Regions from separate parts of the Homo sapiens genome. Here region 2 is linked to region 1. A link is a contact called in ENCODE Hi-C or POLR2A ChIA-PET data. All regions are on one chromosome and are shown on one strand. Each heading gives the region's core, a stretch centred on a gene start or an enhancer-like site at or near the end of the contact. The rest is flanking DNA. Distances are from core to core; before and after follow the strand shown.

Evidence for each region. A loop is a pair of places that touch in the nucleus more often than their neighbours do. ChIA-PET counts read pairs that join two places held with the same protein, here RNA polymerase II (POLR2A). Pooled maps may share reads with other maps.
Region 2: a pooled map shows a loop between it and region 1 (2.3-fold over the local background). The contact joins the promoter of TOR4A here to the promoter of LCN15 in region 1. A Hi-C loop is called at or near these places in 1 of 50 pooled maps. POLR2A ChIA-PET finds 5 or more read pairs at or near these places in 3 of 52 experiments (B cell, T-cell and common myeloid progenitor, CD34-positive).

Annotation. Positions count from the first base shown.
Region 1 is chr9:136,762,350-136,768,174 of GRCh38, reverse strand. LCN15 (lipocalin 15) reads left to right here and starts at 3,657. Exons shown (of 7, transcript NM_203347.2): 1 at 3,657-3,782; 2 at 4,166-4,305; 3 at 4,392-4,462; 4 at 4,708-4,818. The coding sequence starts at 3,687. LOC107987143 (a long non-coding RNA gene) reads left to right here. Exons shown (of 3, transcript XR_001746981.2): 2 at 26-414; 3 at 501-1,832. RefSeq lists enhancers at 1,902-1,951, 1,962-2,011, 4,287-4,934.
Region 2 is chr9:137,273,154-137,279,042 of GRCh38, reverse strand. TOR4A (torsin family 4 member A) reads right to left here and starts at 1,317. Exons shown (of 2, transcript NM_017723.3): 1 at 1,136-1,317; 2 at 1-390. The coding sequence starts at 353. NELFB (negative elongation factor complex member B) reads right to left here. Exons shown (of 13, transcript NM_015456.5): 13 at 5,501-5,889. RefSeq lists silencers at 757-816, 1,097-1,416 and an enhancer at 4,058-4,237.

The DNA of each region.
Region 1 (5,825 bases), core at 2,408-4,907:
CCACCTGGCTTCTGTCCCTCTGCAGGGTGCACCTGGGATTCAGCCACCTTCGTTCCTTTTACTGCTGAGTGTCCATCACGTGCTGCTCATGCAGAAGTGCTCAAGTTCGCTGTAAACGTAGTTTTCATTTCTCCCGGGTGGAGACCTCCATAAGTAGGTAGGTTGGTGGAATGTTTCACTGCATGAGAGTCTGCCAGGAAGTTTTGCAGTGTGGTCCCGTCTTGTTCTTCCCGCAGAGGGTGATAGCTCTGCTGACTCCCAGCCCTCACAGGCTCTAGGGATTGAGCCTGTTTCTGTGGAACGCCTTCCATGGTCTGCGAGGTGCACAGAGGGGTCTCAAAAAGCTTCCAGGTTGCATCTTCCCATGGACTGATGCTGAGCGTGTTCTCATCTCCCATCCGGATGTTTTCTTTGGTGGAGTATCTTTTCAGATCTCTTGCCTTTTTATTTTTATTTGTTTATATATATATTTTGAGACGGAATTTTGCTCTTTCACTTAGGTTGGAGTGCAACGGCGCGATCTTGGCTCACTGCAACCTCCCCCCACCCACCTCACTTTGGGTTCAAGCGATTCTCCTGCCTCAGCCTCCCGAGTAGCTGGGACTACAGGCGCCCGCCACCATGCCCGGCTAATTTTTGTATTTTGAGAAGAGATAGGGTTTCACCATGTTGGCCAGGCTGGTCTCGAACTCCTGACCTCAGGTGATCCACCCGCCTCGGCCTCCCAAAATGCGAGGATCACAGGCGTGAGATGCCACACCTGGCCTCTTTTTATTTTTAATGGAGTGGCTTGTTTTCTTATTACTCAGTCTTGGGAGTTCCTCATGGATGCTGGATTTCAGTCTCGTCTCAGGTGTATGCGTTTTGTAGATGTTTTCTGTAGGGACCAGCCCCACAGGGTTGGTGAGTTTCTCCCTGTGTGCTGAGATGAGAGGGCATAGAAATAAGGACACAAGAAAAAGACATAAAAGAAAAGACAGCTGGGCCTGGGGACCACTACCACCAAGACGTGGAGACCGGTAGTGGCCCCGAATGTCTGGCTGTGCTGATATTTATTGGATACAAAGCAAAAGGGACAGGGTAAAGAGTGTGAGTCATCTCCAATGATAGGTAAGGTGACGTGAGTCACGTGTCCACCGGATGGGGGGCCCTTCCCTGTTTGGCAGCCAAGGCGGAGAGAGAGAGAGAGAGACAGCTTACATCATTATTTCTGCATATCAGAGACTTTTAGTACTTTCACTAATTGACTACTGCTATCTAGAAGGCAGAGCCAGGTGTACAGGATGGAACATGAAGGCGGACTACGAGCGTGACCACTGAAGCACAGCATCACAGGGAGACGGTTAGGCCTCTGGATAACTGCGGGCAGGTCTGACTGATGTCAGGCCCTCCACAGGAGGTGGAGGAGTAGAGTCCTCTCTAAGCTCCCCCGGGGAAAGGGAGACTCCCTTTCCCTGTCTGCTAAGTAGCAGGTGTTTTCCCTTGACACTGACGCTACTGCTAGATCACGGTCCGCTTGGCAACAGGTGTCTTCCCAGACGCTGGCGTCACCACTAGACCAAGGAGCCCTCTGGTGGCCCTGTCAGGGCGTAACAGAAGGCTCGCACTCTTGTCTTCTGGTCACTTCTCACTATGTCCGCTCAGCTCCTATCTCTGTATGGCCTGGTTTTTCCTAGGTTATAATTGTAGAGCAAGGATTATTATAATATTGGAATAAAGAGTAATTGCTACAAGCTAATGATTAATAATATTCATATATAATCATGTCTATGATCTAGATCTAGTATAACTCTTGTTATTTTATATATTTTATTAAACTGGAACAGCTCGTGCCCTCGGTCTCTTGCTTCGGCATCTGGGTGGCTTGCTGACCACAGTTTTCCTGCTGTATCTAACTGCTGGCTTAGGTGAACCTGTCAGGGGCGTGGCTGGGAACTGGAACCTCCTGAAGACCAGTGGAGGCCACAAGCAGAAGCCCTCGGCTCCTTCCCTTCCCCGATGCTGGGGGCCAAGGGTCTTTCTCTGACCCTGTCCCCCTCTCACGTTACCAGTGGAGGGTGTCCAGGTTCTTGGCATTTTGAACAAAGAATTGGACAAAACACACAAACAAAGCAAGGAAAGAATGAAGCAACAAAAGCAGAAATTTATTGAAAATGAAAGCACTCTTTACAGGGTGGGAGCGGGCTGAGCAAGCAGCTCAAGGGCCCCGGTTACAGAATTTTCTAGTGTTTCAATATCCTCTAGCGGTTTACCATTGGTTACTTGGTGTATGCCCTATGTAAATGAAGAGGATGAAGTCAAAGTCATTTTCTCGGCTGAGCATACTGTCACGCCTGTAATCCCAGTACTTTGGGAGGCTGAGGTGGGTGTATCACCTGAGGTCGGGAGTTCAAGACCAGCCTGATGAACATGGAGAAACCCCGTCTCTACTAAAAATACAAAATTAGCTGGGTGTGGTGGCGGGTGCCTGTAATCCCAGATAGTCAGGAGGCTGAGGCAGGAAAATCGCTTAAACCCGGGAGGCAGAGGCTGCAGAGAGCCAAGGAGTGCACCACTGCACTCCAGCCTGGGCAACAAGAGCAAAACTCCATCTCAAAAAACAAACAAACAAAACGAAGTCATGTACTCGGTATGAGCCCTACGTAAACGGAGAGGATGGAGTGAAGGTACAAAGCCATTCACATTCCCGTCATCGTTAGTGTTTCCAGTTGATTTGGTTCTAGGACGCCCTTGGGCTCCCTGCGTCCAGGCCCTCTTCTCCTGCCTCACTCTCACTCCAGAGGACTGGCAGTGCTGGCCTCCCTGGCAGGACTCCCGCCCCTGACCAGAGGGGTCTGGGCGTGCTCCGAGGCCACCTGCTGCTCCTTGCCCAGTGTCCCTGGGTGCTCTGTGGGGACACAGAGAGGTCACTTGGGAGGTTCCTGCCTCTGCCAGACTGCGGCGCCTTCCTGGCGTCATTGCCCCCTGCACGCTTATACAACCAGTGATAAGGCGGTATCCAATGCCGTAATCCTCCCCAGGGCCAGCCCAGCCCTGTCCGGTCCCGTCCGGTCCCTGGCCTGCTTGCTGGAAGCCCAGCTGGGGGCTGCATCGGGGGTGGTGGGGGTCTGGAGTGAGGGGTGCCCAGGCCTCTCTCACAGTGTGGGGGCACAAGCTCTGCCCTGGACACTCTGCCAGTGTGACCCTACCCCCCATGTTGGGGGTGAGAGAAGGGGGCTTTCTGGGTGGCCAGATCCCAGGAGAGGGGGCCTAGCCAGACCAACCCCAGCCCAGCTCTCTGCAGCTGTACCCCAAAGGCCCTGGCCCAGCCCAGCCAGACAGAGTGTGGACAGAGGGGCTTGGGTGCGAGTCCAGGCAAGGCAGGACAAGTCTCTGCTGTGGCTTGGCAGTGGCCCCGTGACTGGTGACATAGTCTGGCAGGCCTAGGGGACAAATCCTCAGCCCGGGTGCATCAGGCCAGAGCCTGGCTGTCTGGAGCCCTCCAGGAAATGACCCCCTGGGCTGGGGGACATCCGAGTGATTGTGCCAAACAATGGACAAGGGGGCCGGAGTCTCAGAGCCGAAGTGCCTTCCGCTTCCATCTGCTCCGCCCAGGAGCAGGTGCACCCAGGTGGTGGCCTGGGCTATAAAGCTGGCCCCCTGGGGCTTGGGGACTCAGCACCAGGGGCTGGAGGGCAGGGGAGGGGATGATGTCATTCCTGCTCGGCGCAATCCTGACCCTGCTCTGGGCGCCCACGGCTCAGGCTGAGGTTCTGCTGCAGCCTGACTTCAATGCTGAAAAGGTACCAGGGGCCTCTGCTGTCCTGTGGTGGGTGGGAGCTGGGCCCCTGCCAGAGACAACGTGATAATTGTGACAACTGCCTTTCCTGGGGCGCTTGCTCTGTGCCCGGCCAGGCACGTGCTATAGACCCACTCTGCGCTTAATCCTAAACCAACCTGTGAATGGATCATTACTGCACCCACTTCACAGCTGGGAACTGAGGCTCACAGTTGCACTGTGACCTACCCAAGATGAGTTCCTGTCCACCTGGGCTCAGCTCACACCCAAGACATGGCCACTCCGAGACCCCTTGCTGTGTGACTTCTGAGTTGTCCCCTGGGTCCCTGGGCAAGGAGGGCCCTGCTGCTGGCTGTCCTGGCCTGCGGGTGACTAAGCCCCCGGCAGTTCTCAGGCCTCTGGTACGTGGTCTCCATGGCATCTGACTGCAGGGTCTTCCTGGGCAAGAAGGACCACCTGTCCATGTCCACCAGGGCCATCAGGCCCACAGAGGAGGGCGGCCTCCACGTCCACATGGAGTTCCCGGGGTGAGTTACTTGGGCTGGGCTGCCTGGGCTGGGCTGGGGAGCTGAGGTAGCTGGGTGCCATGAGTGAGCCGGCTGTGCACCCCCAGGGCGGACGGCTGTAACCAGGTGGATGCCGAGTACCTGAAGGTGGGCTCCGAGGGACACTTCAGAGTCCCGGGTAGGTCCTGCCTCCTCTGCCTTCAGGGGTGCTGGATGCCGCTTCTCTGGGGGTGACGTGGGGCTGACTTTCCACCCGGGCCCAAGCTGTCCATCCCAGTCTCCAGCCCCCTGCCCGCCCTCCCCGCCCCTCCTCTGTCTTCGGGGAACAGGCTCACAGCCCAGCAGCAGGGGCAGGCATGGGTGGGGTCGGTGCCCGGGCCCATCCACTTCTCCAGCCTGAAAAGGCCGCCTGCCTCTCCGCAGCCTTGGGCTACCTGGACGTGCGCATCGTGGACACAGACTACAGCTCCTTCGCCGTCCTTTACATCTACAAGGAGCTGGAGGGGGCCCTCAGCACCATGGTGCAGCTCTACAGTGAGTGCCTGTCCCACCTCCCCGCACTGGCCCCTCCCCAACTTCCCACAGGCCCCGCCCCCCGTTCTGCCTACCCCCGCCCCGCCCGCCTGCCGCCCCGCGCCTCCTCACAGGCCCCGCCCTCACCCCTCCGCCCCCCGCCTTTTAGGCCGAGTTTAGGCTCCGCCTCCTCATCCCCGGGCCCGCCCCTTCTGGTGCTGCCCCATGCCCTCTCCTGCTGTGACCCTTCGCACACACTCCTGGCCTGGCCAGGACCGGGTGGGGTGGGAGCTGGGCCCGCCGTGCTTTGGATGTGGAGGAGGTTGGCTTGGGGGAGGGTCCCGCGGTGCATGCTCCTCTCTGGCCTCCTGAGAGTGGTGCCCCGCCCTTCCCTGCCTGGCCTCGCTGCCTGAGTTCTGGGGCTGGGGCTGAGGTTCTTTTTTTTTTTTTTTTTTAATATGGAGTCTCACTCTGTCGCCCAGGCTGGAGTGCAGTGGCGCGATCTCGGCTCACTGCAACCTCCGACTCCCCAGTTCAAGCAATTCTCCTGCCTCAGCCCCCCGATAAGCTGGGACTACAGGCGCCCATCACCATGCCCGTATTTGTATTTGTAAAAATATAAATAATTTTTTGTATTTTTAGTAGAGACGGGGTTTCACCGTGTTAGCCAGGATGGTCTCGATCTCCTGACCTCGTGATCCGTCCGCCTCGGCCTCCCAAAGTGCTGGGATTCCAGGCGTGAGCCACCGCGCCGGCTGGGGCTCAGGTTCTTTAACTCCTGGGGACTCCCCGATTGGAGCCGACAGAGTGAGGCTGGAGGCTTCCGGGCTGCAGGGAAAGAGGCTCAAGGGGTAGTGGGGCCCAGGAGGACAGCCAGACCACCCCAACCTCCCAGACATCTTGGTGTGAATTGGGGAAGGGGGCCCCAAGTTTCCTTCAGCCAGGCAGGAGCTTTATGCCGCGCACAACCTGCCCAACCCAGGGTGGCGGCCTTGCTGTCAGCCCTCAGGCTGGTGGAGTGAGGCCAG
Region 2 (5,889 bases), core at 68-2,567, 510 kb before region 1:
CGGCTCCTGTGCTCCACGCGCGGCCGATACTTGCGCGAGGTCTCCGGGTAAAGCACCAGGCGGCTGCGCCGGCGCTTCTTGCGTGGCGTCCTGGAGGGTAGCTCCGCGGGGCTGTCGAAGGTGAAGAACTTTGGCTGGTCCAGGTCCGCGCGCGGTGCCCGGGGGCTGCAGCCCGGCCTGGGCGCCCCGGTCCCGACGTCGGGCCCCCCACCCGGCTGCAGGAGGCGCCGTTTGCGTAGGACACACACCCGGCGGCGCAGGCGGAGCACAGCGCGCACGGGCGCGATCACGCACCGGCCCGAGGCTCGGGGGGCCGCGGCAGCAGGCTCCAGGCTGGGCTGGCCGCGGTCCATGTCGCAGGAACGGCGCTCCGCATACAGGTCGCCCTCCCTGCAACGGGAAGACGGGGAGGGTCTCTGGACTCCCGCCACTGCCCTTTCCCGCGGGCCGCCGGAACCGGTCCCCGGAGTGATCTTACCCCCTGGGAGTCCCGTGGGGTGCGGCCCGGGCTGCCCCAGGGCCAGGGGCCTGGTCGCGGCCTCGCCCCTCAGACCGGCAAGCGACCCCTCCGCCCCTCCGCCCCTCCGCCCCTCCGCAGGGCCCCGATGCAAATCTCTCGGGTCTTCCCATAAACGGCCGCGGGCCTTGAGGAAGTGGCGGGGTAGAGGCTTATCTGGTGGCCGCCCCGGCTTCCTGGAGGAGTCGTCGAAGGAGTCAGTGGCCGCCCAGGCGCCCACTGGGGTGAACAGTCACCCCCGGACCCTGCCCCCGCCCGCGGCTCCCACTGGACTGGGCCGTCTCCCAAGGAGGGGCCGCGGGAAGCAGAGGCCTGAGCGCCCAGGAGTTCAGAGACGCCCCCACACGCTCCAGAACACTTGGCGGGGGTCTGGCTGGAACTTATGATTTTGAGAATAGGCCCGGGCCCCGTCCCCAGGCTCAACCCAGGCCTCCCAGCCCCGACTCCAAAACTGGGGTCCTCCCAACACCCCTCCAGTGAACGAGCTGAGCAGTGCAGGGAGCCCCCCGGAGACTAGTGGAGGTGAAACGAAAAGATGGACAGAAAGAAGAGGCCGGTCGGAGCAAGAGAGCCACTGACTGGCAGGAACTGGGCCCTGGGCCCCAACCCACCCCCTACCTGCAGCTGGTCCACTGCCCTCAGCTCCGCAGGCCCCTGCCTGTGCCAGACGCTGGGGCCTGAGACTCCAAGCAGGAAATGCGCCTCCCAGGGCGAGGGGGTGGGCCAGGGGCCTCCTGGGCCAGCTTCGGCCTGGAGGGGCAGCGACACCTGTGGGTCCCCAGGGAGCGGCCGGCCGGAGTAGAGGAAGCTCTGGGGAGGTTTCCGCTTCTATGCAAAGGAAGTGAGTCAGGGGGTGCGGCCCAGGCGGGACTTGGGCTGGACGGAGGCGCCAAAGGGGGGAGGCCTGGCCGGCTTGCCCAGATCCCCTGGCCGGAGGTCACATTCCCGCTTCAGTTCTCTAGCGCTCAGAGCCCTCCTGGCTTGGTCAGGCTCAGGACACCTGGTGAGGCCGAGGGCCCCTGCTGCATGCTGTGCCCCCACCCTGGGCTCCTGCACCTCAGCCTGTCCTCCAGGGCCCCCACCTCCCCCAGGTTATCCCTTCCACCTGTCACCCCACACACAGGGCTTACAGCTGGGGGGAGGGGCTCCAGGCCCTGTGTAAGCAAGGCGGGAGCAAGGCAGCAGCACAGGGGGCGGGCAGGGTCCTCTGCCGAGCTGCATACCCCCAATCCCTCTCTTATTACTCCTCTCCCCGCTTTTTCATTCCCCTCCTGACCCCAATCGGGGGCCCCCCAAAGTGGGCTCATTGTCTTTCCTTTCCCCCTTCCTCCGTCCCCAGCCTGGAGCCCCCTGCCCAGGACAGGCCAGCACACACAGACGGAAGTTCTATCACGGAAAAAACCACGTGCGGCTCAGGGTCCCTGTGGGGGTTGGGGAACAAATTTAGAAACAACTTGGGCCGGGAGCCAGGAGCTGGAGCTCTGGGCCCTTCCCCCTGCCGGCCTGCCTAAAGGACCCTGGACTCCTCCTACCCTGGCCCAGCCTGGAAGCCGCCTTCCAAGGAGGGGCAAGGTGGCCGCTCCAGCCACACCAGTGCTGCTGGCATTCAGCTCAGGACCCCGCAGTCCCAGGGACGCCCCACTCCTCCCAACAGCCAGCCCGGGCCTGATGGTTCCAGCTGTATATTCCTCACACACTGCACCCAACCAGACAGGCTCCATCAGGGAAACCGGTCGTGGGTTGGGGGTTTCCATTCTCTCCAGGGTATGGGGTCCACCGGACTATCACGCTCCCCTCCAGGAGCCAGGCCTAGGGCTCCCCTCCCCTGTGCAAGGGGTGCTCGGGGGCCCGGATCCCCAATTGTCGAGGCCGCGGGGGCCGCACACACCAGGTGGAATGCTGGTGCTCTTTGGGCCCACTCCCCGGCCTCTGTGGGACCAGAGCGGAAGGAGGTTGGCTGTCCAGGCCCCGTGGCCCCAGCACGGAGGTTGGGGTCCTTTGGGGGCCTCAGGCTTTGAGTCTCGGTGCTTCTTCTGACACAGAGAGGACCCTGGAGGGGAGGCCCTCGGGCAGATGCAGGCTGACCGAGCCCTGGAAAACCTGCAGCAAAGCCTCTGCCCTGCCTCCAAGTGCACCCAGGGCTGGAGCTGCTTCTGCCAGAGGCTGGCCCAGCAAATCCTCAGGCCAGAGCCCTCTGCAGGAAAGGGACTCGCTCAAGGGGTGCCCCAAGACCTGGCCCTATGGGTCAAAGGTGAATCTGAGGCCTGGGCCAAGGCCTCACCCCCTGCACTTTCTCCCATCTACAGGGGTGAAGGGAGCCCCAGAACCCCAGCTCCCAGGGCCATCACCATCTCCTGTGATACCCAGGGCCACCCCCAATCACACCCATTCCCATTCCAGGAGGCCTCCCCTCCCGCCTCCCTACCCAACCCAGCCCTGCCGCTGCGCCCAGAATTCATGTCCATCACCCACAAACACAGTACATGTTCTCAGCCTCTGAAAGGACTTCACCCTCACTGCTTCCCCCAGCCCTTGCCAGCAAGGTTGTTTTCCCCAAACCGTGGGCAGCCTCCCCACTTCTCCTCCCAAATTCCCCATAGGTTTCACTTCACCAGACGATGCCTCCCGTGCCTGGGCCCTCGGTCCTCCCCTACCAAGTCCTTCTCCCTAACTTCCCAGCAGCGTCCACACCCAGTCGCTCAGGCAGCTCTGCTCTTTCTGCCCCTAAAGGCTTTCGCTACAGTAACCATGCGCCCCCGAGGCTCAGCCGTCCACGCACGGTCCCATCCCAGTCCTTGCAATTCACACCCTCCACCTCACCAGTCCCTCACCCACGGGCTCCTCACTCTCTGTCCTTCACTCCCCACCCGTAGGCCTGGCACCCCCTGCAGGCGCCCTGGACAGGACGCGCCCGCTGCCCAGTGACCAAACCAGGCACCCGGGTCCACTCACTGACCATTCCTCCTACAGTCAAGTCCTCTACTCGTCCTCTCCCCTGCCACTTCCCCCTATCCTGCCTCCTAGCCCAAGACCTGAGAAAATGGGAGGCAGCAGCAGTGGACTCCCAGTGTCTCCTCAGCCGTCACCCCAGCATCTGCGCCCATCAGCCCTCCTCTGAGGACACCCCTGCTGTGCTGAGACCCCGGCCACCTGCTCATTCAGTGACAGCCCAGCCCCTGGACCATCCTCCACTCCTCACCCTACTGGGTCATTCCCATCAGCCCAGAAACATCTATTTCTTCTATCTTTAAAAAAAAACCAGGCCGGGCGCGGTGGCTCACGCCTGTAATCTCAGCACTTTGGGAGGCCGAAGCAGGTGGATCACAAGGTCAGAAGATCGAGACCATCCTGGCTAACACAGTGAAACCCCGTCTCTACTAAAAATACAAAAATTAGCCGGGCGTGGCGGCATGTGCCTGTAGTCCCAGATGCTGGGGTGGGGGGGGCGCTGAGGCAGGAGAATGGTGTGAACCCGGGAGGCGGAGCTTGCAGTGAGCCAAGATTGCGCCATTGCACTCCAGACCGGGCGACAGAGCGAGACTCCATCTCAAAAAAAAAAAGCAAAAAAAGCACGCACTCCTGGCCGGAACTGACCTTCATCCCACTCCTTAGTGCCTCTCAGCTGGGTCTCCAGGCCTCTCCTGCTTCCTCAGCTCTCCCTCCAAAGCACTGTTCCTCAGCCCCTCCTCCCTGGGCTGTGGGGCACCCAATCTGCTGCCAGCTGCCACCCCCCCGCCCCAGCTGGCCAGGAAGGCCCGCCCAGAGCACACGGCTGCTCTCCCTCACCTGGGCTGATCTGGCCCAGTCAGTAGCTCAAACACCACTCCCTATGACAGCATCCAGATCCACAACCTGGCCCCAGTCTCTTCTGAGCTCCACAGCCCCAAACCCATTGCATGTGCCTGTCAGACAAGCCCTTCATCTTCCCGTCACAGCCCACCTGGGCAGGTTCAGAGCCCTGGACCCTCCAAGACTCCTCTGCTGCTCACACCTACCCAGAACCTGCGCCCTCCACCCACCAGCCAGGCCAGCCCCAGACACCCAGCCTCACCTGGGTCCCCAGCTCCCAACCAAAGCCCTCAGGCTGGGACTTCTCCGCCTGCCCTGGGGCTCTTGGAGAGACATGACTGGATAAACTGAGGCATGGATCCGGCAGTGTAGACCACAATAAACTGAGGCACAGATCTCCCAGTGTAGACCACAAGCCCCATGCACAGGTGCAACAGAGTCCCAGGCGTCCCTGGCTCTGCCCCAGAGGATACCAGCTCAGAGACTCCCATACCCACGAGATCCCAGCACCATGGGCTTGTCTCACCCAACAGGTCCCAACCTGCTCAGCTGTGGCCTCACACTCCAGGGAGGCGAGCTCGCCAACAGGCGTCTCTGAGGACACGGTGACACCTGGCAGCCAGGCTATCGCCCCTGCATGCTGCGAGCCAAGGACAGTGACACCTGGCAGCCGGGCCATCGCCCCTGCATGCTATGAACTGCTGCCCGGCTTTGAGGTCTCATCTGCTGGAAATGGCCCTGGCTCTGTGCCTGTGACCCATGGCACATCCTGGGCCTCCAGGGCTCCTGTCCCTGGTGTGCACCAGGAGGTGAGAGGTGCCCCCTGGAATCGCAGGACAAAAACAAAGCAGCTGATCTGCGTCTTAGGGGCACCAAAGCCCCGAGGGTGAGGGCTTCCTGCCAACCTCCCTCAGAAATTATTATATCATCCTCCCCCAGAAATTATATCAACCTCCCCCAGAAATTATTATATCCTCCCCCAGAAATTTTATCAACCTCCCCCAGAAATTATTATATCAACCTCCCCCAGAAATTATTATATCGTCCCCAGCTGCTGGTCACAGACAGGGCTGAGCAGTCCAGAGAGGCTGTGGCCCACAAAGCCCCAAGTATTGGCTCCATAGCACAAATGCCTGTGTCCATCTGAGCTACATCCAACCTCAGGGCAGGCACAGAGACATCTCAGCCTCCACGTTTACCAAAATGCCTTTTATTTACATACGAGAAAATCTCACCGTGTGTCCAGCTGGCCCCGTCACGGCCGCTGAAGGCAGCACTGCTGGGCAAGGAGAAACAAGGCCACACCTGCAAACTGGGCTGCAGGGTGAGGTGGCTCCCTCCGCACAGGCCCCAGGACACCCACCATGGCACAGGCCAGGCTGCTGCCCCCACACGGCCTCCACGAGGTCACGGGTCCATCTCCACAACCCCAAGGCAGTAAGCAGTGTGCCTCGCTTTCGCCAAGCTGGGCCAATGAAGAGGCCCCGCCCCCACCCTCAGGCCCCGCCCTCTCCCCTTGGAAAACAGGTGGTTTTTTCCTAACACAGGAAAACAGAAAATGAGCACGCTTTCTATGGCTGCCA